Regions from separate parts of the Homo sapiens genome. Here all the other regions are linked to region 4. The links are chromatin loops, found by intact Hi-C in ENCODE. Cell type or tissue: GM12878. All regions are shown on one strand. Region 1 has its middle 39 kb from the start of NEK6. Region 2 overlaps NEK6 (NIMA related kinase 6). Region 3 has its middle 61 kb from the start of NEK6. Region 4 has its middle 120 kb from the start of NEK6. Region 5 has its middle 55 kb from the start of NEK6. Region 6 overlaps NEK6 (NIMA related kinase 6).

The links. Peaks named below come from ENCODE experiments on the same cell type or tissue, not always from the same donor. Only the 100,000 strongest peaks of a DNase experiment are listed, where the experiment ranks them.
Region 1: it touches region 4 in a loop (5-fold over the local background); 10 of 110 quality-filtered maps call a loop at or near these places.
Region 2: a loop joins it to region 4, with 4 times the contacts of the local background. A loop is called at or near these places in 18 of 110 quality-filtered maps.
Region 3: it touches region 4 in a loop (5-fold over the local background); 9 of 110 quality-filtered maps call a loop at or near these places.
Region 5: a loop joins it to region 4, with 5 times the contacts of the local background. A loop is called at or near these places in 12 of 110 quality-filtered maps.
Region 6: it touches region 4 in a loop (5-fold over the local background); 21 of 110 quality-filtered maps call a loop at or near these places.

What each region holds. Positions count from the first base shown.
Region 1 is chr9:124,216,505-124,220,504 of GRCh38, reverse strand. No RefSeq gene overlaps it. Among named protein-coding and RNA genes, the nearest start is that of NEK6, 39 kb to the left of the region's middle. RefSeq lists enhancers at 1,396-1,755, 2,326-2,485, 3,395-3,474. In GM12878, no CTCF peak of the experiment used is centred here; DNase peaks (open chromatin) are centred at 1,614, 2,462, 3,034 and 3,594; H3K4me3 peaks cover 1,269 bases; H3K27ac peaks cover 3,107 bases.
Region 2 is chr9:124,284,768-124,288,767 of GRCh38, reverse strand. The region is part of intron 1 of NEK6 (NIMA related kinase 6); the gene reads right to left. Among named protein-coding and RNA genes, the nearest start is that of NEK6, 29 kb to the right of the region's middle. RefSeq lists enhancers at 1,881-2,260, 2,761-2,830, 1,799-2,998 and a silencer at 3,087-3,261. In GM12878, no CTCF peak of the experiment used is centred here; DNase peaks (open chromatin) are centred at 2,247 and 2,427; H3K4me3 peaks cover 2,124 bases; H3K27ac peaks cover 3,850 bases.
Region 3 is chr9:124,195,384-124,199,383 of GRCh38, reverse strand. No RefSeq gene overlaps it. Among named protein-coding and RNA genes, the nearest start is that of NEK6, 61 kb to the left of the region's middle. In GM12878, a CTCF peak has its summit at 1,766; DNase peaks (open chromatin) are centred at 1,693 and 1,813; H3K4me3 peaks cover 1,231 bases; H3K27ac peaks cover 2,767 bases.
Region 4 is chr9:124,135,508-124,139,507 of GRCh38, reverse strand. No RefSeq gene overlaps it. Among named protein-coding and RNA genes, the nearest start is that of NEK6, 120 kb to the left of the region's middle. RefSeq lists enhancers at 1,527-1,576, 1,667-1,896. In GM12878, no CTCF peak of the experiment used is centred here; DNase peaks (open chromatin) are centred at 1,887 and 2,317; H3K4me3 peaks cover 1,653 bases; H3K27ac peaks cover 3,057 bases.
Region 5 is chr9:124,200,860-124,204,859 of GRCh38, reverse strand. No RefSeq gene overlaps it. Among named protein-coding and RNA genes, the nearest start is that of NEK6, 55 kb to the left of the region's middle. RefSeq lists enhancers at 2,070-2,119, 2,066-2,210, 2,170-2,509, 2,560-2,619, a cis regulatory region at 2,133-2,143 and a silencer at 2,519-2,719. In GM12878, no CTCF peak of the experiment used is centred here; a DNase peak (open chromatin) is centred at 2,279; H3K4me3 peaks cover 1,851 bases; H3K27ac peaks cover 3,350 bases.
Region 6 is chr9:124,290,262-124,294,261 of GRCh38, reverse strand. All of the region lies in intron 1 of NEK6 (NIMA related kinase 6), which reads right to left. Among named protein-coding and RNA genes, the nearest start is that of NEK6, 34 kb to the right of the region's middle. RefSeq lists enhancers at 857-1,841, 2,080-2,139, 2,150-2,259, 2,280-2,479. In GM12878, CTCF peaks have their summits at 323 and 1,998 (motif pointing right); a DNase peak (open chromatin) is centred at 2,211; H3K4me3 peaks cover 4,000 bases; H3K27ac peaks cover 4,000 bases.

The DNA of each region.
Region 1 (4,000 bases), 81 kb before region 4:
TTTCTCTTCTGTTAAATAGGAGTCATAGTGATCACAGTACTTGCTTCATAGAACTGTCATGAGAACTAGCGTGTTGCATAAGCGATTGCTAGGATCATTGTTGAGTCCTTACGCTGAGCCAGTACTCTACCAAACACTCTACCTACATTATCCTATTTCATTCTTAAAAACAAAATATCGGCCGGGCACTGTGGCTCACGCCTGTAATCCCAGCACTTTGGGAGGCTGAGGCAGGTGGATAACGAGGTCAGGAGATGGAGACCGTCCTGGCTAACACAGTGAAACCCCGTCTCTACTAAAAATACAAAAAATTAGCTGGGCGTGCTTGCAGGCGCCTGTAGTCCCAGTTACTTGGGAGGCTGAGGCAGGAAAATGGCCTGAACCCGGGAAGCGGAGCTTGCAGTGAGCCGAGATCGCGCCACTGCACTCCAGCCTGGAAGACAGAGTGAGATTCTGTCTCAAAAAAAAATATCGGCCAGGCGCGGTGGCTCACACCTGTAATCTCAGCACTTTGGGAGGCCAAAGTGGGCGGATCACCTGAGGTCAGAAGTTGGAGACCAGCCTGGCCAACATGGCAAAACCTCGTCTCTACTAAAAATACAAAAATTAGCCGGGTGTGGTAGCACATGCCTGTAATCCCAGCTACTAGGGAGGCTGAGGCAGGAGAATTGTTTGAACCCAGGGGGCGGAGGTTGCAGCAAATCGAGATCACGCCACTGCACTCCAGCCTGGGCGACAGAGGGAGATTCCATCTAAAAAATAAAAAAATAAATTAAAAAAGGTCCTTTTTATTCCCATTTTTACATGTGAAAATACTGAAGCTCTGAGACATAAAGCAACTAGGTTGAGGACGAGCATCAGTAGGAAGTAGAATATGACTGCAAAGTCCTATCCCTGGGCGGCTGCACCATTCCCTGTTTTGTTTCTCAGTCCTTCCATTGGAAGACAAGCCCCTGTATTAAATCCCTTCTGTTCAAAACCTAGGGCATTTCAGGCTTCCTGATGAGATGCTGCCTGATACAGTAGTTACTGTTTATTGTGGGTTTCCTGGGAACGGGCACTCTTCTATGCACTTTACATACAGTAATGTATCTAATCATGCCCTGCTCATCCTATGCATTAAGTGCTATGATCTCACTCGACAGCAGAGGAAGGAGAGGGGAAGCCACTTGCCTGGGATCCTGCAGCTCATGAGGGGCAGAGCTGGGGTTTGAGGACATGAGGTTCAAATCCAGAATCCACATCCTGACCCATGGCAGGAGACCACCCTACTTGCTGTTGGCCATCACTACTGCCAGGCAGCAGCCAGCCCACCAGAGCCTGGCCCTGGTGGCAACCAGTTAGCCTCTGTGACCTCCCCATCTGACTCCATCTTCCCCCTCTGCTGTGGACCTTGTCTAATTTCTACCCACTTCAGAGACTAGGACAAAGATGGCATCTCCAAGGCATTCTCTTCTCCAAGCTGAAGACCCCTGTGTCTGGGAGGGGCTGGGAGGTGAGGTGGGGCCTTCCTGGAGGATACTAAAAGGGCTCCTAACCCTGGTGTCTCTTCCCTCCCAGCCTGTCCCTCTTATGCCACTCATGGCATCAATCCGTCCAGAGGGACACTCCGATGACTCACCCACCACAGCACTTTCACTTCCTTCTTCTCCAGAGGAGGCGTCTGACCTGCTGCAGCTGCACTGAAGGGCCTCTTCTCAGGGGCTTCCAAGGCTATAGGGGGCGGCCAGGGGCCCTGCTGCAGCCTTGAGGTCCAGGCCTGGGGCCTAGAGTGCTGCCTCTGTAGGGAGCAGAGTGACCGGAGGGGCTTTGGGCCTCCTTGCTAGAGACTGGCTTCAGCTGAACCCTGTCCAAATTGTCAGTCACCCTCAACACCCATGCAGGGTTGGCACACAGGGAGATGGACCTTGAGTTTTTTTTTGAGACAGAGTCTCACTCTGTCGCCTAGGCTGCAGTGCAGTGCAGTGGTGCGATCACAGTTCACTGCAGTCTCCACTAACGGGGCTCAAGCAATTCTCCCACCTCAGCCTCTCGAGTAGCTGGGATGACAGGTGCATGCCACAACGCCCAGTTAATTTTTGTAGAGATGGGGTTTTACCATGTTGCCCAGGCTGGTCTTGAACTCCTGGGCCCAAGCGATCCGCCCACCTCAGCCTCCAAAAGTATTGGGATTACAAGGGTGAGCCACCATACCCAGCTGACCTGGAGTTTTAAAGCTGGAGTTGTATCTCTCATACTTCCTGATGGCATTGAAGGGACCCATATTCATTCATTCACTCATTCATTTACTCCTTTATTCCCTCATGTAACAAATCTGTCCTGGGCTTCTATATACCAAGCAGTCCCTAGGGTACCAAGAAACCAGGGCTCGCCCTCTGCCCATGAGGAGCTCATGGCCCATCTATGGGTGGGGGTTGTGGGAGTGGCGGGTAGCAGGGCGGATCCATAAATAGAAAACCCCGGTACAGTGAAAGCGGGCCTTGGAGAGGGCTGGGGAAGCCCAGGCAGTGCAGTGGTTGTGGTTAAGTCACAGGGCACCGCAGGGTGGACCTAGGATTTGTGAAGTCTGAAGCTTTTCAATTTTGGAAGCCCCATCTGTAGAAACAGAATACAAAATTAGATTCAAAAGCATTTATTTAGAAGGAGAAAACAAAACCCAAGACAGTATCAAGGGCTTGGAGATACTTCTGAGATCCCTTCACACAGTTTACCAGAAATGTTTACATGGAAATGCTTCCTCATTACAAGCTGGTTTCCCTCTCTCCCTAGAGTACTCTATAGCTCCCAGCTACTCCAGGGGTGCTGGGAAGGGCAAGGCTGAAAATGAAGCTTTGCTAGGGTCACAATGCAGCCTCCTTGGAGCAGGCAAGTTGCACAACACTGATCCCATCCCAGTCTCAGAGGATAGTGCATGGTTCAATGACCTAGCTGTGGAGTCAGACCTGGGTCACACTCCCCACTCAGCCATTTTCTGACTATGCCACCTTGGGGAAGTTGCTCATCTCTGAGCCTTGGTTCACTCGTCTGTAACATGAAGCTATTGATAGAACCACACATTGTGTTTTTGTAAACATTCAATGAGATCATCCATGCAGAGCAGTTCATAAACATGAAGCACTGGATGAACGCCACTGTCACAGTGAATGCCACTATTCATGATGAAGGTCTGTGGCTGTCTTGTCCTGCCTCTCTCTCTCTCTCTCTCTCTCTCTGTGTGTGTGTGTGTGTGTGTGTGTGTGTGTGTGTGTGTGTGTGGTGGGTGGTCAGGGAAGGCTTCCCAGAAGAGGTGACATTGGTGTTGGGCCCTAAAGGAAAATGTAGAGAAGGGCATTCCAGGCAAAGAGAATGGTGCATGAAGTGACTGGTGTCTTGAGGAAGGGAAGAAGCCCAGCCAGCCAGGAGCAACCTAGAGGGATTCTCTAGCCTCTGGGTGGCCATATTAGGGCTGGGCCTGAGCTTCCCAGGCCCTCCTGGTTGCAGCCCCAAGGCTGCAGCCTGGCAGAGGCCAACTGTTGTGTCTGGGTGGGTGGGGGGTGCCCAGCTTGGTCTCTGCTATGCTGGCAGAAGTTTCAGCCTCTCACCTCTCTGCCTCCCCTGTTTCCGGTCCTCCACTTCCTTCCCCTCCACAGACCACAGAGGCGTTTCAGAGGAAGCTGCTACTTATTTTAGCAGTAATCCCCGGACACCCCCACCCACAGCTGCCCCTGGCCCCCTTACAAGGCACCAAGTCACCCTCTGAGCCCCAGCCCACGGCACTCATAAGTGAGGAACAGGCCCTGTCCCCGGGCCAGCCCTGTGCACCCCTTCCCCACAGCACAACAGGGAGCCTTGAAGCTGGGAGATGTGGCTCCAAGTCCGGCTGTGACACTAACTTACTGTATGATCTCCTGAAGTCCCTTCGCCCTGCCAGGCCATGTCCCCATCTGTGACATGAGGCCCAACGGTGGACAGGCCCCGACCTCTGGGCAGAGTATGGGAGTGGGGTAAACATGGGTGCTCT
Region 2 (4,000 bases), 150 kb before region 4:
AGCCTGGGCCAGTCCCAGGGTCATCCCTTTGCAGTTCCCTCTTTTATAAACTAGTAGCCACAGTAGGACCCATCTTGTAGGGCTGCCGTGAGGACCAAGTGAGGTACTTTACATGCAGGTAAAATACCAGCCCAGGATTATCAGGGCCCGGGTATGCAGAAGAGCTTAATAAATGTGGGTACTGGGCCGAGCAGGGTGGCTCACGCCTGTAATCCCAGAACTTTGGGAGGCCGAGGTGAGTGGATCACTTGAGGTCAAGAGTTCGAGACCAGCCTGGCCAACATGGCAAAACCCCATTTTTACTAAAAATACAAAAAATTAGCTGGGTGTGGGGGCGGGTACCTGTAATCCCAGCTGCTCAGGAGGCTGAGCACTGAATCACTTGATTCAGGAGAATCACTTGAACCCAGGAGGCAGAGGTTGCAGTGAATTGAGGTCGCGCCACTGCACTCCAGCCTGGGTGATGGAGTGAGACTCTGTCTCAATCAATCAATCAATCAATGTGGGTACTGCCACTGTTATGATTCCTGTTATCATAAACAACCAGCCCTCACGCAACAGCGATATCCCTGCAACAAGTATTTCCAGAAACCCACTTTCCAGGGAACCCCAGCCTTATGGACACCAGGCCTTTGGGCCTGTGGACCTGGAAGGAGGTGTCCAGGGCCTCTGGGGATCCGCCTTTTGGGAGGGCGAGAGAGGCTGCACAGCTCCTGCTGCATCCTCCCAGGAGCTGGGAAGTGATGGCAAAGCATTTTACAAAGTTACCAGGACAATGAAACTGAGCTGGCCCCCTCCCCCACTGTCTCCATAAAATAAATCTTGGCCCGTGGCTGGTGAGAGACCCTATATATTTACATGACGATTGTGCCTCATGATCACAGGGCTCATGGTTCCAGAGGGTGAAATGACACATTTCTTCTGGGCGGTTTTTTTTTCTTTTTTGAGACAGTGTCACTCTGTCACCTAGGCTGGAGTGCAATGGTGCAATCTTGGCTCACTGTAACCTCCACCTCCCAGGTTCAAGAGATTCTCCTGCCTCACCCTCCCAAGTATCCAGGGTTATACCTGCATGCCACTACACCCAGCAAATCTTTCTATTTTTAGTAAAGATGGGGTTTCACCATGTTGGCCAGGCTAGTTTCAAACTCCTGACCTCAGGTGATCCACCCACCTCAGCCTCCCAAAGTGTTGGGATTACAGGCATGAGCCACCGCATCTGGCCTGGTCAGTTCTTGATGGTCTACAGAGTGACTTTTGTCCACACTATCATAGGGAGCCGCATGACAACCTTGAAAGGTGGGAAGAGTGGGAATGATGTTCATTTTTGAGATGAGGAGATGGGGGCTCAGGAGTGGCCACGACTTGCCCAAGGCCCCTTACCAGCGGGTAGCAAGGTGGGGCTCGGCCCCGTGTCTGCCTACGTCGTGCTCCAGGCCCACCTTGGCACCCATCTCTGAATTCCCAGGCCCAACCAGGCTGGCCCCTGCTGGTGCCAGGGTAACCTGAAAGTGAGCCTACACAAAGGACAGGAGGACCTGGGGGCCCCAATCCTGGGTTCGAGTCTTGTCTCCATGACCTCCTGGCCCCTAGGTCTTTCCCCTAGGGATCCCCATCACTAGGCCAAGAGGGCTGCACCCTGTACGCTCCTGACCCTGATGTCCCAGGGTCTGTCCCCAGGCTTCCCGGTGTGGCCAGCTGTCCCTCTGTCCCCCGCAGCCAGGGGGGCATATCACAGCCGGGGGGCAGCAGGTGGACATATCAACACCTGCTGTGCCCCAGCTGGATCCCAGGTGAGCCAGGGCCTTTCGGGCAGGAAGGAAGAGGGGAGTGAAGTAGGATAGGGCTTGTGTACCTCATCTCACCCTGCCAGGCAGGGCTCATGCACCCATTTCACAGATAAGGAACTAAAGCTCAGAGAGGGGAAGTCCCTACTCATGTCAGCAGCTTCGGAGACAGACTCACACCCTAGGCTGGCAGCCTCTGGAGCTCATGGCTGGGGCGCCCAGCAGAAATCAGAAGGTGACCAGGCCCCTCAGGTCTAATGCCCTGGGGCCTGCAGATGGGACACAACTGGCCCCCGGGCCTCAGCCCCGAGTGGCTCAGGAGCCCAGGAGCACTGCAAGGAAACAGGAGAGCGAGAAAAGTGCAGGCCAGGCTGATGACTCAAATCACCTTTGACACGAGGAGGTGGGCAGAAGCACGCAGCATCTCTGGTGGGTTTCGCCTCGCTTCTTAGAAGGATGCGTCACCAGATTTTGTTTAATCAGCACTCACCCGACCTTCGTCCAGGGTGGCACTTCTTGGCTGGCTTGTCTCTGTGGCAATCACAGACTGGCAGGTGGGGCCACCTCCCTGTCAACAGAGGACACCTTCTCATTTCACAGCCGGGGAACCTGAGGCTGGGGGATTGGTTCCGGGACACACAGCAGGGACTCAAGTCTTCCAACTCCTTTGTCAAGAGGTTAATTTTTCTATTTGTGGAGAAGGGAAAGGAGGATCCTATAGAGCTTTAAAAGAAAGAGAGGGGAAAAAAAGAACTAACAGCTGAATAGAATTGCAACAAGGCCCCCAGCCAGCCCGAAGAGGTTTCAGACATTCTGTGCAGTCGGAATTCTTGTGGGCTGAAGGGTCACGCGATTTCCTCTGCAAAAGGCAGTGTTTAAAAAGTCTGACTGCGGGGGAGGGCAGGGAGGGGGGAACCGTTCACGAGACTAGGAGTCATGAGTTTCAGCCTTGGCTGCCCCAATGACTTGCTGAGTGACCACAGCGAAGTCCCTTGCCCTCTCTGGGCCTCAGTTTATCTGTATTTATTTAGTATGTACCCAGCATCGTTCTATGCACTTGAGTGATGTTAACTTACTTTAATCCTCATAACAGCCTTGTGAGACAGGTAAATTATTATCTCCGTTTTACAGAAGGGGAAAACTGAGGCTTACAGTATGCTGCCCAATAGAGGTGGGAAAACTGGGATCTGAACCCCGGTTGTGTGGCTCCAGAACCCACACTCCTAACTGCTGGTGGCCCGGCCCTCCTGCCTGCGGCCGGCCCTGGCTGCTATCTCGTGTCCTTTCTGTCCTAACAGGCTTTGCATCTGCGGCTTGGACACAGTGGAGCCAGCGGGCCTGTGTTTGGAGATCCTGAACCATCCTCCTCAATCTCGGCTGTTGCTCGGATCTGCTGCCTCTTCCATGAACTCTGATTTCTTCAGTTCACTCAGTAGCCTTCAGAAACTATAGCCTGGGAGACTCTCGGGAGGCTCCCTGGGTCATGGTGGCCATCGACCCAGCTCTTTGAGCCTTGCTGAGAGCCTCAAGTCCAAGCAGGAACAGACGAACCCACTCTGATGTCCGCTTGGAGTTTTACATGCAGGTCGGCCTCTGAGACTGCAGGAGGGGAGCCTGCCATTCAGGCATCCAAGAAAAGAGTGAGAAAAACATCTATTCATAGCCAAACAGAGCCTGCTCTGTGGAAACGGTGCTACCAACGCGACAAGCAGACCAGCTGTGTGAGGGCTTCCCGAAAAGTCTGACCTCAGAGCACCCGCATGGAGGGCTCAAAGGCTTGAGCGGTCACCAAGCCTGTAAAATATGCCTCGACGTTCAACCGTGCCGTGCCTGAGGGAATACGGTTCTGACCCAAAACCTGGGCTTGCCTTCCAAAACGAAATTCTTCAAACAACAGACATTTTTTGGCTTAAACAATCTGCTGATGTGTTTTCCTCTGCTCTCTAAAGTAAGGAATACTCACACTAACAGCCACAAAATCACGTGCCACTACTCCGTGGCACCTACTGCACCACGTATTTGGGTCCACTGGCTCACCCCATGAGGTGGGCATTCCTGCCTTCATTTTGCAGATAGGGAAACTGAGAGTCAGAGTGGTGTAAATTTGAAGACCTGGGAGACAGCAGAGGCAGGGGCTTGAACACTGGTGCCAGCCTGGAGTTGGGGATGAATCTCGGCAGATCCTGTGTCATTAAGGGAAGCTCCCACCAGAC
Region 3 (4,000 bases), 60 kb before region 4:
AAGGAGAGTTCCAGACTTGAGGTGGTGGCTGGGACTTGAACCCCCAACCCCATCCTCCTGCCGAGGTGTGTGCTGCACCCAAGGGAAAAGCTAGCTCTAGGTTTTTGAACTTAGAAAGCAGCTTCATCAACTTCTGCATTGGGGCTTAAGCACCTCCAGGTAGAGACCTCCTGAGTGAGCATAAAGCTTTCCATCACAGACCCAGGAGCTGCCCAGGTCTTAGGGGCTGGAGCTGTCAGGAAGGGTCTGGCGCTGGGTCAAGGCACAGGAAAGGTCTGTGTGGAACAGAGGCTGGTGCAGCAAAGGCTCAGGGGCCAGGGCCTGGGTGCGGTGGCTCATGCCTGTAATCCCAGTACTTTGGGAGGCCAAGGCAGGTGGGTCACCAGGAGTTCAAGACCAGCCTGGCCAACGTGGTGAAACCCCAGCTCTACTAAAAATACAAAAATTAGCTGGGTGTGGTGGTGGGCAAGTGTAATCCCAGTTACTTGGAGGCTGACCTGGGAGAAACGCTTGAACCTGGGAGGCAGTGGTTGCAGTGAGCCGAGATCATGCCACTGCACTCCAGCCTGGGCAACAGAGCAAGACTCTGTCTCAAAAAGAAAACAAAAAGCAAAAAACATGCTCAGAGGCCAGCCCAGCTGAGGTGCCCTGGTCAGATTCATAGGTCCATGGAAGACTCCATTTGGGAACAACCCGAACTCTCTTGTTGGGGCAGAAGGTGGGAGATTTGTGGTAGACTAGGGTTCTGGGACAAGGAGGTGGGCCTTGGGGCTGGGTGCTGGATGTGCCTCTCCACGTGATCTTCTTGCACCCAAAGGACATGGTGAGGCCTGTTCAGCCTTATGTCATGGCCTGAGGTTCCCAAGTTCAACACCCACATCTTCCATAGATACAGAAGTCCCCAGTGGTCAGCCTCCAGTAAGAAGAGAGTAGGCAGCGGGGAACGCTGGCTTAATAAATAAGAAAATAACAAAAATAAGAAGAAACGGGCCAGGTGTGGTGTCTCATTCCTGTAATCCCAGCAATTTGGGAGGCTGAGGTGGGCAGGTGACTTGAGGTCGGGAGTTTGAGACCAGCCTTGCCAACATGGTGAAACCCCGTCTACCAAAAACACAAAAATTAGCCAGGTGTGGTGGTGCATGCCTGTAGTCCCAGCTACTTGAGAGACTGAGGCAGGAGAATCACTTGAACCTGGGAGGTGGAGGTTGTAGTGAGCCGAGATCACGCCACTGCACTCCAGCCTGGGCGACACAGCGAGACACCGTCTCAAATTAAAAAAAAAAAAAAAAAAGAAATGACATCAACAGTTGCATCTGTCCATAGTGTGTAGCGCAGCATTCAAGGAGATCCCTGAGGCATCTGGGGTGTCTGATATCCTATAGGCACCAAGGCTTCCTTAATGCTGCCCCCACCTGATTTTAGAGTGGGGACCGCAGAACAATGTCTGGTCCACAAAGAGCTCAGCCAGGCTGACCACGGAGGCTCAGTGGACTGAGAAGATGGTCAGAATGTGTGGTTTCAACAGCTAAACCCAGACACCCTGGTGTGCGTTTCTCAAATTAGCGATATGTGGGTGGTGGTAGAGGGCAGTAGATCTCACTGGTTGTAACCACAAGCATCCTGGGGCCGTACTGGCAGTGGGGGAAGATGGTGGAGGTAGGGGAAGAAGGGAGGAGTGGGGCAGGTAGGCGAGGACCACGGGAACTGTAGGACTTTAGGGAATTCAGATGTGTCATAGTCACTGTGGCCAGCAAGGCCTTGGGTCCTCTGCCCACACAACTTCATGTCGTCTTGCAACCACCCCACTGGGAGGGGCTGTTACTATCATTTCACAAATGAGGAAGCAGAGACTCAGAGACGGGAAGTACCATGTGCAGATATGAAGGGAATGGAGCTCAGCTAGCAGTCTACGTGACCGTGGCCAAGGGGCCAAGAGGACCAAAGCTCAATTCAGGTCAAAACCCGTCTCTGAGAGGGTCCAACTGGGCAGGCAGGTGTGGTGGGCATCTGTGCTCCTGGCCAGCCCTCCAGCTCCCTTCTCTTGTATCCTCCTCTCCCCTAGGTGGAACCTCAGGGGCCATATTTGTACCTCTCTGCTCCCCTAGCGACAGCTGATTAGACCAGAGGTGCAGGCTGATTTGAGCTGAGCCAATCAGCTTCTTTCTCCTGTGACTTTGGCTTTGAGAATCAGGGATACTGGGTTGCCTTCCTGGCTGGTTATTTGAAAGGAGGCATAAAGCTGGGCTGGACTGGCTGTGTTTGGCCACTTGCTCATAGAATGGCAGAGAGAAGACTCAATCATGGAAAGGTTGAAATGCAGTTATGGGAGGGAGAGACAGAGACAGGCAGAGACAAGATAGAAAGAGGCAGTCATGCAGGAGAGATACTGAGACAAGGCGGGGAGCGGGAGAGGGAGAGAGAAAGGAAGGAAAATAAGAAGGAAGACTGAGATAAAGAGAGAGATAGTCACAAGGAGCCTAAGACACTACCTCCAGATCTCCTGACAACTTTCTGGGTCCCTACTCCTGCCTTCCTGAAGCTGCTCCATGTCCAGCCTTGGATCTCTGGGACCCTCCTGTTTTAATAAATTCCCTTCTCTTCTTGGGCTGTTTTGAAGAAGCTTTCTTTCTTTTATTTTTTTTACTTGCAATTAAACCCCCTGACCTCATTGCATTCAATCTGTACATTGTTTTGGGAGTACAGATATTAATAATATTAATTCTTCTCATCCATGAGCATGAAATAGCTTTCCACTAATTTAGATCTTCAATTTCTTTATCAATGTTTTCTAGTTTTCAGTATACAAATATTACACCTCCTTGGTTAAATTTATTCCTCAGTATTTTTTTAATGCCTTTGTAGATAAGATTGCTTTCTTGATTTGTTTTTCACCTAGGCTGTTGTTTTTGTGTAGATCTGCTATTGACTTTTGTGTGTTGATTTTGCATCCTATGACTTCGCTGAATTTATTTATTAGATATAACAGGGTTTTTTTGTGTGGAATCTTTGGGATTTTCTGTATATAGAATCATGTCATCTGCAAATAGAGATCATTTTACTTCTTCCTTTCTGATTTAGATGACTTTTATTTCTTTTTCTTGTCTGATTGCTCTTGCTCATACTTCCAGTACCATGTTGAATAGAAGTGGAGAGAGTGGGCATCCTTGCCTTGTTCTAGATTTCAGTAGGAAAGTTTTTGATTGTTCCCCATTAATTATGGTGTTAGCTGTGGTTTTTTCATAAATGGCCTCTATTATGTCAAGAAACTTTCTTTCTATGCCAAAACTGTTAAGAGTTTTTATCCAGAAAGGATGCTGAACTTGGTCAAGTGCTTTTTCTGTTTCAACTGAGATGATTGTGTGGTTTTTATCTTTCATTCTGTTAATGTAACGTACCACATTGATTGATTTGTGCACATTAAACCAGTCTTGCCTGTCAGAAATAGACCCTACTTGGTTATGACATGTAGTCTTTTTTGTGTGTTCTTGATTTTGGCTTGCTTATATTTTATTAGGATTTTTACATCGATGTTCATTATAGAGATTGGCCTGTAGCTTCATTTTTTTGTGTGGTATCTTTGTCTGGCTTAGGTATTAAGGTGATTCTGGCCTCATAACAAGTGTTTGGAAATATTTCCTCTAGCTCTATTTTTTTGGTAGAGTTTAAGAAGAACTGATAATAATTCTTCGAATGGCTGGCCGAATTCAGCTATGAAGCCATCTGGTCCTAGGCTTTTCTTGGTTGGAAGATTTTAAATTACTTTTTTGATACAGTTTGGATGTTGTCCCCACCCAAATCTCATATTGAAATGTAATCCCCAGTGTTGGAGGTGTGGCCCGGTGGGAGGTGATGGGATCATGAGGGCGGATTTCTCATGAATGGCTTAGTACCATCCCCTTGGTGCTGCCCTCACCATAGTGAGTGAGCTCTCCTGAGATCTTATCATTTTAAACTCTGTGGCACCTCCCCCTCTCTCTCTTGCTCCCGCTCCCACCATGTG
Region 4 (4,000 bases):
GTCTCTTTCCTCTAGTTCTAGGTCTCCCCCAGGCAACTTTATGTGCCATCATCTGGGAGCAGTTAAAGTAAGTATACTTCTATGGTCCCTGACAAATGACAAGTCCCCTTTCTCAGGTTCAAATCCTGTGTTCAGGGGGCAGGAGATGGGCACCTCACTGGCAGCCTATTTTCCAAGAACAGATTCTCCTGACCCTAGATGTCTGGTGAGTTTCGGCCCTTTCTGTTGCAATTTGTCAGCTGCCCACTTCTGGAGGATTCTGGTTAGCTTAGTCAGTAGGCTGTGACTTCACTAGATACCACCCTTCATGTCTTAGTTTGAGCTTTCTCCAAAACAGAGCCTGAGACAAGGACTTGGGGACTGGGAGTTTAGTAACACCAGGAAACTGGAGCAAGGGAGAAGGAGGAATGAGCCAGGGGAGGAGCAGTGCCAGGAAAGGGTGTGTTATTGGACTGGGCAAATGAGGGTTGACCTTAGCTGGGGACTCCCCAAGGAACTTTATTTCATTTTTTTGTCTTTTTTTTTTTTCCTTTTTGTGGAGAATGGGGTCTCACTATATTGCCCAGGCAGGTCTCGAACTCCTGGGCTCAAGCCATCCTCCTACTTCTGCCTCCCTACGAGCTGGGATTACAGGCATGGGCCACCGCACCCAGCCCAAGGAACTTTATAGAATGCACTGAGAACTGTGTCTTGCTAGGATCAGAAAACAAGAGCCCAAAATGAAGGCCTCAGAAGCAAAAGTTTTTCTTTTTTTCTTTTTCTTTTTCTCTTTTTTTTTTTTTTTGAGACAGAGTCTTACTTTATCTCCCAGGCTGGTGTGCAGTGGCGCCATCTTGGCGACTCACTACAACCTCCACCTCCTGGGTTCAAGCAATTCTCGTGCCTCAGCCTCCTGAGTTGCTGGGATTACAGATGTCACCACTACGCCTGGTTATTTTTTGTATTTTTAGTAGAGACGGGGTTTCACCATGTTGGCCAGGCTGGTCTTGAGCTCCTGACCTGAGGTGATCCGCCTGCCTTGGCCTCCCAAAGTGCTGGGATTACAGGCCTAAGCCACCGAGGCAAAATTTTTTTCGCTGGCTTTCTCCTGCCCTTCTGTCTCTAAGTCCCATTGTCCCCCAAGGCTAGCCATAGAAACTAGAATCCTTCTTCCCTAAGGTGGTTCCTAGAAACCAGAACCCCTTTTCCCCGAAGCCAACCATAAAACCTTAAAAATATTACTCCAACTTTCCCTCTGCTTTCTATGTAAAAACTGGCCATAAAGAAATTATCTGACTTACTTTGTTTGGCTTGTAGGTCATAAGATCCCCATTCCAGAGGAGGTCCTGTCCCATACTCAGAAGGAAGGAGCGCTGTTCAGAAAGGGCAAGAAGAATCTAGACAGACAGGCCCTGCTGGCTTTCCCCACTCCATCTGTTAGCATTAGATCATTCCCTTTTTGTCCACTCGTATTTCCACATGACTGTCCATACTTGGTTGAATTTAAACTTAAAAATGGACAATTTCCCCTGTAGACTTGGGTCTTCATTCTGAAGCCTCCATGTACCTGTGAATAATATTTGTGTGCCTTTTCTCCAATTAATCTGACTTTCTGAATTGATTTTTCAGTGAACCTTCAAGGCGGGAAGGGGAAATCTTCCCTTGGTCTCCACGGTCTCTAAAGGACGGCTGACAGAGAGAGACATTTGTCCACTGGTTCCCCAACAACCTCCCAACACCTTTGTTGGCTGAAAGTTGACCCCAAGACAGTCAACTCTCCGGACTTTCCAGCTGCCTTGGAAAAACCCTAAATGTCCGCCCCAGCTGCAGTCGAAATTAGAGGTGGGTTAAGCAGATCTGGTGTGTGCCAGAAATAGCATTGGTTGCATTGTGTTTTTTTAAATATGTAAATACCTCAACCACATACTAACAAAAACATACATGTTGTATTTTGGGTAGATTCATGCCCAAAGCAGTCTGGGACCTCAGAAATACGGTGTGTGGGGAAGGAAGGACTAGAAGCTGGCCCACACGGGAAGAAGTCTCCAGGGGGCAAGAGTGTGTCAGACTCAGATGGGGGTGGGACACAGAGTGTGAGGAAATGGAGTGACTTGGCAGGCAGCGGCCCTGGCTGCGAGGCAGCTGAGGATGCTGACCTAGCTTTAAAGTGCTGGGCAGGCTGACCTGAAGGGGAGACAGCGGTGTTCCCAACCCAGGGGGATCAGGGAAGGGGAGGGCGATGGGCCCCATGAGAACAAGGCGTCCACAAACATACAAAAAATATACACAAGGATGTTCATCTTAGTGGTAACTATTCTAGCGATTCAGAACTGTAAGCTGGGCAATTGTAAGGCACTGGTTACAAATCACGGTGTGACCATTAAAAAGAGTCATTTGCAGGAATTACAGAGGGCATATGGAACTGCACTGGGTGAAATCCAGGCTGTGGGAAATTCTACCGTCAAGTGGCATTGACCAGTGATCCCCTACAGGCTGCCTTTTTTTTTTTTTTGAGACTGTTTCTCACTCTGTTGCCCAGGTTGGAGTGCAATGGCGTGATCTCAGCTCACTGCAACTTCTGCCTCCCGGGTTCAAGCAATTCTCCTGCCTCAGTCTCTTGAGTAGCTGGAATTACAGGCTCCCGCCATCACGCCTGGCTAATTTTTGTATTTTTAGTAGAGATGGGGTTTTACCATTTTGACCAGGCTGGTCTTGAACTCCTGACCTCAGGTGATCCACCCGCCTCGGCCTCCCAAAGTGTTGGGATTACAGGAGTGAGCCACCATGCCTGGCTACAGGCTGCTTTTAAGGAAAAGAACAAGATGGAGGGAGAAACTGTAGACTAAAACAATATAAAAGACACCCCAATTTTTAAAAATGGCCAGAACTAAACTATAGTGTCTAAGTATGTCCACTTGATTGATAAAGCTACAAAGAAATGCCAGGAAGCAATTGCCACAGATGTCAGGATAGTGGGTTATTTTTTGCGGAGTGAGTGGGGAGCCTTGGTGACTAGGCAGGAAACAGGGAAGTCTTCAGGAGGCTGTGGAAGTTCTCAATCTTGAACCAGGTAGTGGTTACAAGGGTGTTTGTTTATTACAGTTCATAAAGCTATACATTTATTTTAGGAGATGAAATAAAAATAGGGAAAGATGTTATAGAAGCATGTTAAATAACATGAAAAATGCTTGCCCATGTCATTATGGGAAAAGGCAGATTGAAAATCATTAAGTATACTATGATGCCACTTTGTGGGTGGATGGATGGATGGATGGATGGATGGATGGATGAACAGACAGACAGGTAGGTAGGTAGATGGATGGATGGATGGATGGATGGATGGATAGTCAGGAAGGTAGGTAGATAAATGGATAGATGAATGGATGAATGGATGAATGGACGGATAGATGGATGGATGGGTAGATGGATGGACAGATAGCCAGGTAGGTAGGTAGGTAGATGGATGGATGAATGGATGATCAAAAGGATGGATGGATAGATGATAAATAGATATAGAGATAGATAGATAGATACAGACAGACAGATAGAAATAGAGAAAGATGATAGATAGATAGATAGATAGATAGATAGATAGATAGATAGATAGATAGATAGATGTAAAAAATAATTATGGAGGAAAATACACCAAGGTGTTACTAGTAATGTTTGGAAGTAGGCTTTTTCTGACTTTTGTTTTCTTTTACCATTCTGTGCCATGTGAATCTTGCACAGTGAATATTTTTGTTTCTCATGAATCACTTAAATAAATGTTACTTTTATTTATTTTAATCTTTAAAAAATGGCATTTGGGGCTGGGCACGGCAGCTCACACCTGTAATCCCAGCACTTTGGGAGGCCAAGGGGGTGGATCACCTGAGGCTAGGAATTTGAGACCAGCCTGGCCAACATGGTGAAACCCATCTCTACGAAAAATACAAAATTAGCCAGGCATTGTGGCACATGCCTGCAATCCGAGCTACTCTATCTGTCCATCTGTCCTGGAGGCTGAGGCAGGAGGATT
Region 5 (4,000 bases), 65 kb before region 4:
GACTCTGTAAAAAAAAAAAAAAAAAAAGGGCTCATAGAGGTGGATATGTCAGAATGGACTGCCCCAGCCTGGCTAAGATAGTAAATCAGAAGTGATACCGCATATTAGAAGCAATTGCAGAGATGAGAGCCACCCTGAAAGACTTAAAGGATGCAGGAGTGGTGGTTCCTATCATACCCCCATTTAGGTCACCAAGAGGGCCTTTGTAAAAACCTGGTGGTAGCTGGGCATGGTGGCTCACACCTGTAATCTCAGCACTTTGGGAGGCTGAGGCGGGTGGATCACCTGAGGTCAGGAGTTCAAGACCAGCCTGACCAACACGGAGAAACCCTATTTCTACTAAAAATACAAAATTAGCTGGGTGTGGTGGCGCATGGCTGTAATCCCAGCTACTCGGGAGGCTGAGGCAGGAAAATCACTTGAACCCAGGAGGCGGGGGTTGCAGTGAGCCAAGATCACGCCACTGCCCTCCAGCCTGGGCAACCAGAGCAAAACTCTACCCCAAAAACAAAACAAAAAAAAAACAACAACAAAAAACCTGGTGGATCATGGCAGAAGATGGTAAATCACTGCAAATATAACTAAGTGGTAGGACCAATCACAGCTGCTGTGCCAGATGTGGCATCTTAATTGAACAGATTGTCATCACCTCTGGCTCTTAGTATGTGGCTATTGATCTGGAGAGTGTATTCTTTTCTATCCACATCGGAAAGGTGGATGAAAGCAGTGCGTATTCACATCGGGCAGACATCAGTCCACAGTCACTGTCTAAACCCCAGATTATGTTAACTAACGTTCCTGCTCTCTGTCACGGTACAATCTGAAGGCGTCTTGATGATCTGAACTGAGGTGGCTTTGTATTGTGACAACTTGACTGAACTGAAACTATGTTTCCCAGATTCCCTTCCCTGCATAGCTCTGGGGTAGCGTCGGTCATAAGACATTTTGAGGCCAGGCACGGTGGCTCACGCCTGTAATCCCGGCACTTTGGGAGGCCAAGGTGGGCGGATCATCTGAAGTCAGGTGTTCGAGACCAGCCTGGCCAACATGGCAAAACCCCATCTCTACTAAAAATACAAAAATTAGCCAGGCATGGTGGCGGGCACCTGTAATCCTAGCTACTCATGAGGCTAAGGCAGGAGAATCCTTTGAACCCAGGAGGCAGAGGTTGCTGTAAGCTGAGATTGTGCCACTGCACTCCAGCCTGGGTGACAGAGCAAGACTCTGTTTCAAAAAAAAAAAAAAGACGTTTTGAGTGAGATTTGGAAGACAGAAGTGAAGCAGCAGACATGTGCATTTTGCGCTTGGAAACTGGGTACCAGGTGCTATTGTCCAGTACCTGCCAGCTTACCTTGCAGTCAAGGGGCAGCAGCCAGGTCTCTAGCTTCTCTGCCTCCTGACGTTCCTCTGTTCAGGTGCCTGTGTGCCAGGCACAAGCCCAGGTGCTGGGGGTATCGTGCTGGGGAAGACAGGCAGAATTCCTGCCTTGTTGGGTTTATGTTCTCTTGGAGATCAGTGAAGGAGATAGAAAATTCTTCAAAGCCAAGTTCTTCAGAGCAGAGCCCGCACTCTTCCCCTTGTCCCCACCATCCAGCGCAGCATGAGCCCACCACTGTGTGTAGAGTCAGCCGCTCTGTGCCCATGTACCTACTTTCCATCTCAATTCCCATCTTCTTCTCTGTCTCTTCTGGATTGGTATCTGCAACCCTGAACCACTAGCGGCAGTTACTTCTGAGAAGTGAAATTGGGAAGGAGGGCTTTCCTGTTTATTTGATGTACAACTGAGGCAAAGAGAGATGACGGAATGTGTCCAAGGTCACACAGCTGATAAGTGGCAAGCTGAGATCTTGCCCGCCCCCACCCCCCTCCCCACCTTTGCACATCATGTTTCCAACCATGACAAGGACGGTCCCCTTCCTCCCTCACCCCTTCCAGCACTGCCCAGCCTCCGCACATCAAACCCAGACTTTCCCCTGAAAGCCTCTTGTGTCTTCACTGCCTTCCTCCTGACTGTGGTTGAAGGACAGAATTAGAACTCATCTTGCAGTGGGAGGTGGTAGCAATGGCAGCAGAAGAGAAGTGACTTCTCTTCAACTTCTAGGAATTGACTTTGACAATCAGATAGGGCCAGGGGCTGAGTCACTGGCGGGGGCCCACTCTGGCTGGGTTTCAATTAGTTCAGAAGGTGGCAGTGTGTGAGGGTGGAGAGGGGGTGGAAGAAGGCAGAGGCCTCCAGTTTCACTTCCTCTCTGGGAGGCCCAGGCCCTTCAATGCTGTTCCTGCCTCCTCGCTGTGGGAGGGCTCACCCAGCAGCTATCAATCCAGGCCAACTGGAGTGGGCTAAATTTAGGTCCTAAGATGTCACAGATGTAAGGACCCAACATCTCATTTTGCAGATAAGGAAACCGAGATTGAAAGAGGTGAAGAGACTCGCCCAAGGCCGCATAGCAATTTATATTCACTGCTGGAGCTCAAACCCGGGCCTCTCCAAAATCACCCACCACAAGGCTCCAGAATGGACGCTGTTTCCAAAACGCCCAGCCTGGGGACCGTCCCAAGGCCAGCCCTTAGCTGGGTTGAGGGTCACTGCTCTGTGACTGAGACCAAAAATGGGTTTTGGAGGCAGGCATCTGGTTTCTTTTTCTCTTTTTCTTTCTTTCTTTTTTTTTTTTTTTTGAGATGGAGTCTCTCTCTGTCGCCCAGGCTGGAGTGTAGTGGCACCATCTCGGCTCACTGCAAGCTCCACCTCCCGGGTTCACGCCTCAGCCTCCCAAGTAGCTGGGACTACAGGCGCTCACCACCTCGCCTGGCTAACTTTTTGTATTTTTAGTAGAGATGGGGTTTCACCGTGTTAGCCAGGATGGTCTCAATCTCCCGACCTCGTGATTTGCCTGTCTCGGCCTCCCAAAGTGCTGGGATTACAGGTGTGAGCCACCACGCCCGACCCAGTCATCTGGTTTTTAATCCTGGCTCTACTGCTATGGTAGGGCCTCAGACAATGATTCATTTCTTCTTAAATGAGCATAAAGGATATTTTCCAAGCAAATCTATGCCCAATTGCCTAGAATGTAGTAGATACTCAGTAAATGTGAGCTCTGTTTCTGTTTTCCAATAATTTCCTAACTGACTTTGACAGAATCCTGGTTTTTTTGACAATGTCTCTTGGGGTCCTCAGTAGGAGGGAGTGAAGAGGAAGGCAGAGAAAATCGGGCTTCTACTCCCCCACTCCCCTCTCCACCAATATCCCCTAGGAACCAGAGTATCTCTGACTTTATCCATTTTATATGTTGTTTTTCAAAATGGTCCCATAAGGCCGGGCACAGTGGCTCATGCCTGTAATCCCAGTACTTTGGGAGGCTGAAGCAGGTGGATCACCTGAGGTCAGGAGTTCAAGACCAACATGGCCAACATGTTGAAACCCCATCTCTACTAATAATACAAAAATTACCCAGGCATGGTGGTGTGCGCCTGTAATCCCAGCTACTCGGGAGACTGAGGCAGGAGGCTTGAACCTGGGAGCTGGAGGTTGCAGTGAGCTGAGATCACACTACTGCACTCCAGCCTGGGTGACAGAGAGAGACTCCATCTCAAAAAAAAAAAAGGGGGAGGGGCCTGTGAATGACAACCTGGCAGTCCCCCACTGCCTTAGAGACGTAAATGCAGGGAGGACCTACTGGAATTGCAGGAAACAAGACCCGCAGTGCTGTTTTTTCACTGATGCATTTGACATATGCTTCACACATCTAACATTTGATCACTGGTTTCCTGGGGCAGCAGGAGTCAGTGGCCAGCCCTGTGGGTTCCCACTCAATTGCCCTGCTCCACTTCTGTCCTAACTGACGGAAATCTGATTTGGGTTGACCACTGGGTGCCCCTGTGATTCACGGGCTCCCTTTCTGGCCACAAGGAGGGAGGAAATGGGCACCAAGGTGAACCTATTGGGATGATTTCATCCCTCTTGCGAGTGATCGATCAGGGCCTGGGTGACAGGACTGTGCTC
Region 6 (4,000 bases), 150 kb before region 4:
CCCGAGTAGCTGAGATTATAAGCACACACCATCACGCCCAGCTAATTTTTGTAGTTTTAGTAGAGACGGGGTTTCGCCATGTTGGTCAGGCTGGTCTCGAACTACTGACCTCAGGTGATCCTCCCACCCTGGCCTCTCAAGGTGCTGGGATTACAGGTGTGAGCCACCATGCCCAGCCATAGTCTTGGCACTTCTTGTGGGACCTTGGGGAAGTCCCGTCCCCTCCCTGAGCCTTAAACGTCCCCATCCACAAAAAGGAACAGCCCAAGCTTGCAGGGAGGCTGCGAGGACTCTGTGAGCACACAGTGGGCAGCCAGGGGGCACCAAGGCCCCTTCTTCCCTTTCCCATCTGGTGGCATCTACACAGGTTTCTCCCTGAAGGTGGGCTGTTGAGGACACAAACTGCTTCCTTTGTCAGCATGTCTGCCTCCTCTGCCAGCCTTTAAGGGCAGGGACTGACCTTCGCGGTCATCTGTAAACCTCCAGTGCCTCACCCAGGCCCGGTGAAAAGAGGGCCACCCAGGGGGCGTTGGCAGAATGAATCTCTGACTAGTAGGTGGAGGGGGCTCTTCCCACCCTCCTGCAACCCCAAGAAACCTCTGCTGAGGGCTCAGCATCCCTGTGGTCACAGATCAGACAAAAGTCACTGGAGATTCAAAACCAACTGGGCCGCACACTGCAGGGTTCCCAGGGCCTTTTTGAAAATCGAGGAGCATCCCAATCACCTTTCACTTCCTCCTCAGGTAATAAAACCCAATTCTGGAAGAAAAAAAATGCAGAAGCTGTAAACATCTTGTCTCTCAGTTAAAGGAGCAACAAAGCATTTGGCTTCTGCCCAGAAGATTCTTGACTCTGGGACCTGGTCAAGGCTGGGTCCGCTCCCAGCCTCCCTGAAGATGAAGCTGAGATCTGCTGAGTGCTTCCTCTGTGTCGGGCACTGCAGGCAGCAGCTCAGCACATCCCTGCTGTGAGGTCTGCAAGCCCTTCACTTTTACAGATGAAGAAACTGAGGTGCAGAGAAGTTAAATGACTTGTCGAGCTCATGCAGCTGATAAGCAGCATGGCCTGTTTTTGAACTCAGATCCAACCCTCTCCAAAGTCTGCATTTTAATCATTTGCCTGAGGTGATCCTTGGTGACCACAATGCAGCTGGGGAGAGCTGCGGTCTCACTCTAGGAGTCCCAGGCCCGCTAGCAGGCCCACCATCCCAGAGACCCCTGCCTGCCTGGGAAATGATCTTGCTCTCACCTCGAGGCCTTGGCAGGCTCTGCTCCTCCTGCCGGAAATGAGCTGCCTCCCAGCAAACTTCTCTCCTGGGCATCTCCTCCAGGCAGCCTTCCTGGACTCACCCCGTCACTCCCAGCTCCACAGCCTGCTCCCCCGTGCTGTCTCTAATTCATGTGTCTTCTTCTCCTTGAACATGGAAATGTCCTTGAGGGTAGAGACTAAACCACTCTCTCCATGGCCCCAGCAGTTGGCAGAGGAGAGGCTGGGTAACTGGTTGCTGACTCAGTACAGAAACACCTGAGGCCAGGAGGGAGAAGCCTGGCCCCCCGAGACCAACTCATGCCAGGGGGACCACTGGGGAGAGGCTGGGGCTTAAGGGAAGGGATGGATTTCAGAGCAGAACCGCAGCTACTACCCTGCTGACTGACAGTGGAAGAAGGACCAAGTGGAACAGCCCCGGGGGCTGGAGGGCTTCGGTGTTTGTAAAAAACTCACCCTGGGTCCCAGGCGAGCATCTAGAATCCCATCCAGTGGCCTCCATGCAGGGAAAGCTTTCAAGCCCGTGGCCTCCCCTAATTTTCTCTCCTTCCCACAGGCAGGAAGGGGCAGACAAAACCCACCCTAGAGAAAGAATTGCTTTTTCTGCTTCCCTGGAAACTCAGAAGTTCTGGCCAAGCCCAGGGATTACTCAATGTGAAAGCAGCCATCAGCAGCCACCCCTGTCCCAGGCTAGTGGCAAAGGTCCTGTCAGGTTGGTGGGACTGGCTGAATGGGCAGCCCCACCAGCAGGTGGCTGAGCCAGCGGTGGGTGGCAGAGGTGCAGCCAGGTCAAGGTCCCTGGAGCTCCAGCCCTGGAGGTCCCTGGGGCCTGGTTCCCCATCCCTCGCTGGACACACCCCTAAGAGCAAGCGGTTCCCACAGCAGGAGGCAGAGAAAGTCAGGGTACCTTTTGAAGTGGCTCCTGAGAAGCTCCAGGGAAGGTCTGCTCCACTCTGGGTTGAGGGCAGACATGAGGTGCCTGGGCCTCCAGGGAGCTGGGTCGCCTCTCTGGGCTGGGGTGGGTGCAGGAAGAAGGGCCTCTGTCTCCGCATGGGACTTCCCCTTCCCAAGACTCCGGTCCCCAGACACCGCCAAAAGGAAACTCCCCCACCATGCGCTGCTCTAAAAATAGCTCCGGCTGCCACCTCCAAAGTGAATGGAACTTGTCACAGCCGCCACGGAGCCCCCTGCTTACCAGGGACTGGAATCTGATGGCAGCACCACCCGATTAGACCAGTGTAGGCTCAGGGAGGGACAAGGGTCCTTTCCTTTGGTCCTTGTGCTCGCTCCCCACCTATCCACACTGGGGCCCAGCAAAATGCTGAAAAGCATAACTGTTCTTGCTGTTTGTTTATTTATTTATTTATTTGAGATGGAGTTTCGCTCTTGTTGCCCAGGCTGGAGTACAGCAGCATGATCTTGGCTCACCGCAACCTCCGCCTCCGAGGTTCAAGCGATTCTCCTGCCTCAGGCTCCCAAGCAGTTGGGATTACAGACACCCACCACCATGCCCGGCTAATTTTGTATTTTTAGTAGAGATGGGGTTTCTCCATGTTGGTCAGGCTGGTCTCGAACTCCTAACCTCAGGTGATCTGCTGACCTCGGCCTCCCAAAGTGGTAAGATTACAGGCGTGAGCCACCGTGACCGGCCCTTGCTGTTCCTTTAAAAGCTTAACCCTTTCTATTCTCTCCTTTGTAAACTGGGCCCAAATCCTTGGTTGCCCATGAGATGAGAGCCCTGGCAGGCGGCAGTCCTGGTTCAAGTTCTGGCTTAGCCACGTCCCAGTTGTGTGCACCTGCATTCTCACGGGTAAAACAGGGACAAGGGTAGTATCTACTGCCCGGGGTGCTGGTGGGTTACATGACATTGCACGAGTTGAAAGAGCTTAGGGCCAGGCGGGGCACAAGGCAGATACCCCATCAGTGGGGTTGTTATTTGATTGTTATTGCATCTTTATTCGGGCCCTGCATTCTCCAAAACGAGGGTGCGGATCCAGGATCAGAGGATGAGGAGTGTTCGTCTTCCCTTCGGGACCCTGCAATGACTCAGACACAGTTCCTGTTCTTACAGGTCCCCAGGAGCAGGCCCTGGAACTGCTACCCACAAGCTAAAAAGAGCACGAAGCTGCTCAGGAAAAGGACCCATGGCTGCTGCTTCTGGCGGGGCCAGGTCACGGGGAGCTTTGGACAACAGGTAGAAAACCTGAGGTGGCCCAGAAGGACCAGCAGGGTTTGGACTAAAGGGGAGGGGGATTCCCAGTAGAGGACACCGTGGGATCAAGGGCACAGAGGCCAGACAGACCCCCCGCCACCCAGTCTGTGAGAGGAATCTGGGCTCTGCAGGCCAGCCCCAGCCCCTGGTCCCCAAGAGGGGCTCTCCGTGGCCAGCACCTGCTTCCTTTTTCAGAACGAGCCACTTCTGCCCTGGGCAAACCACCCCTGTGCCCCATCTGCAGCTCATCGCCACTGGGACTGACACAGGCATACAGCAGCTGAGGCCCTGGAGGACGCGTGAGTGAGATCCTGGCACCGAGGCTCCGCCACCTGACACACACCTTCCCACCAGCCGGCCCCAACTGTCGGGCACATGCCAGGTGCCAGCACCCTTGGGGGCGGAGGCTGGGCCCAGGCCAGCCATCCACAGGCCCTGGGGGCCGGACTCCCAGTCAGGACCTGGTGCGTGTGGCACCCCTTGAGGAGGTGGCCACAGATCCATGTCCCCTACAACCCTGCT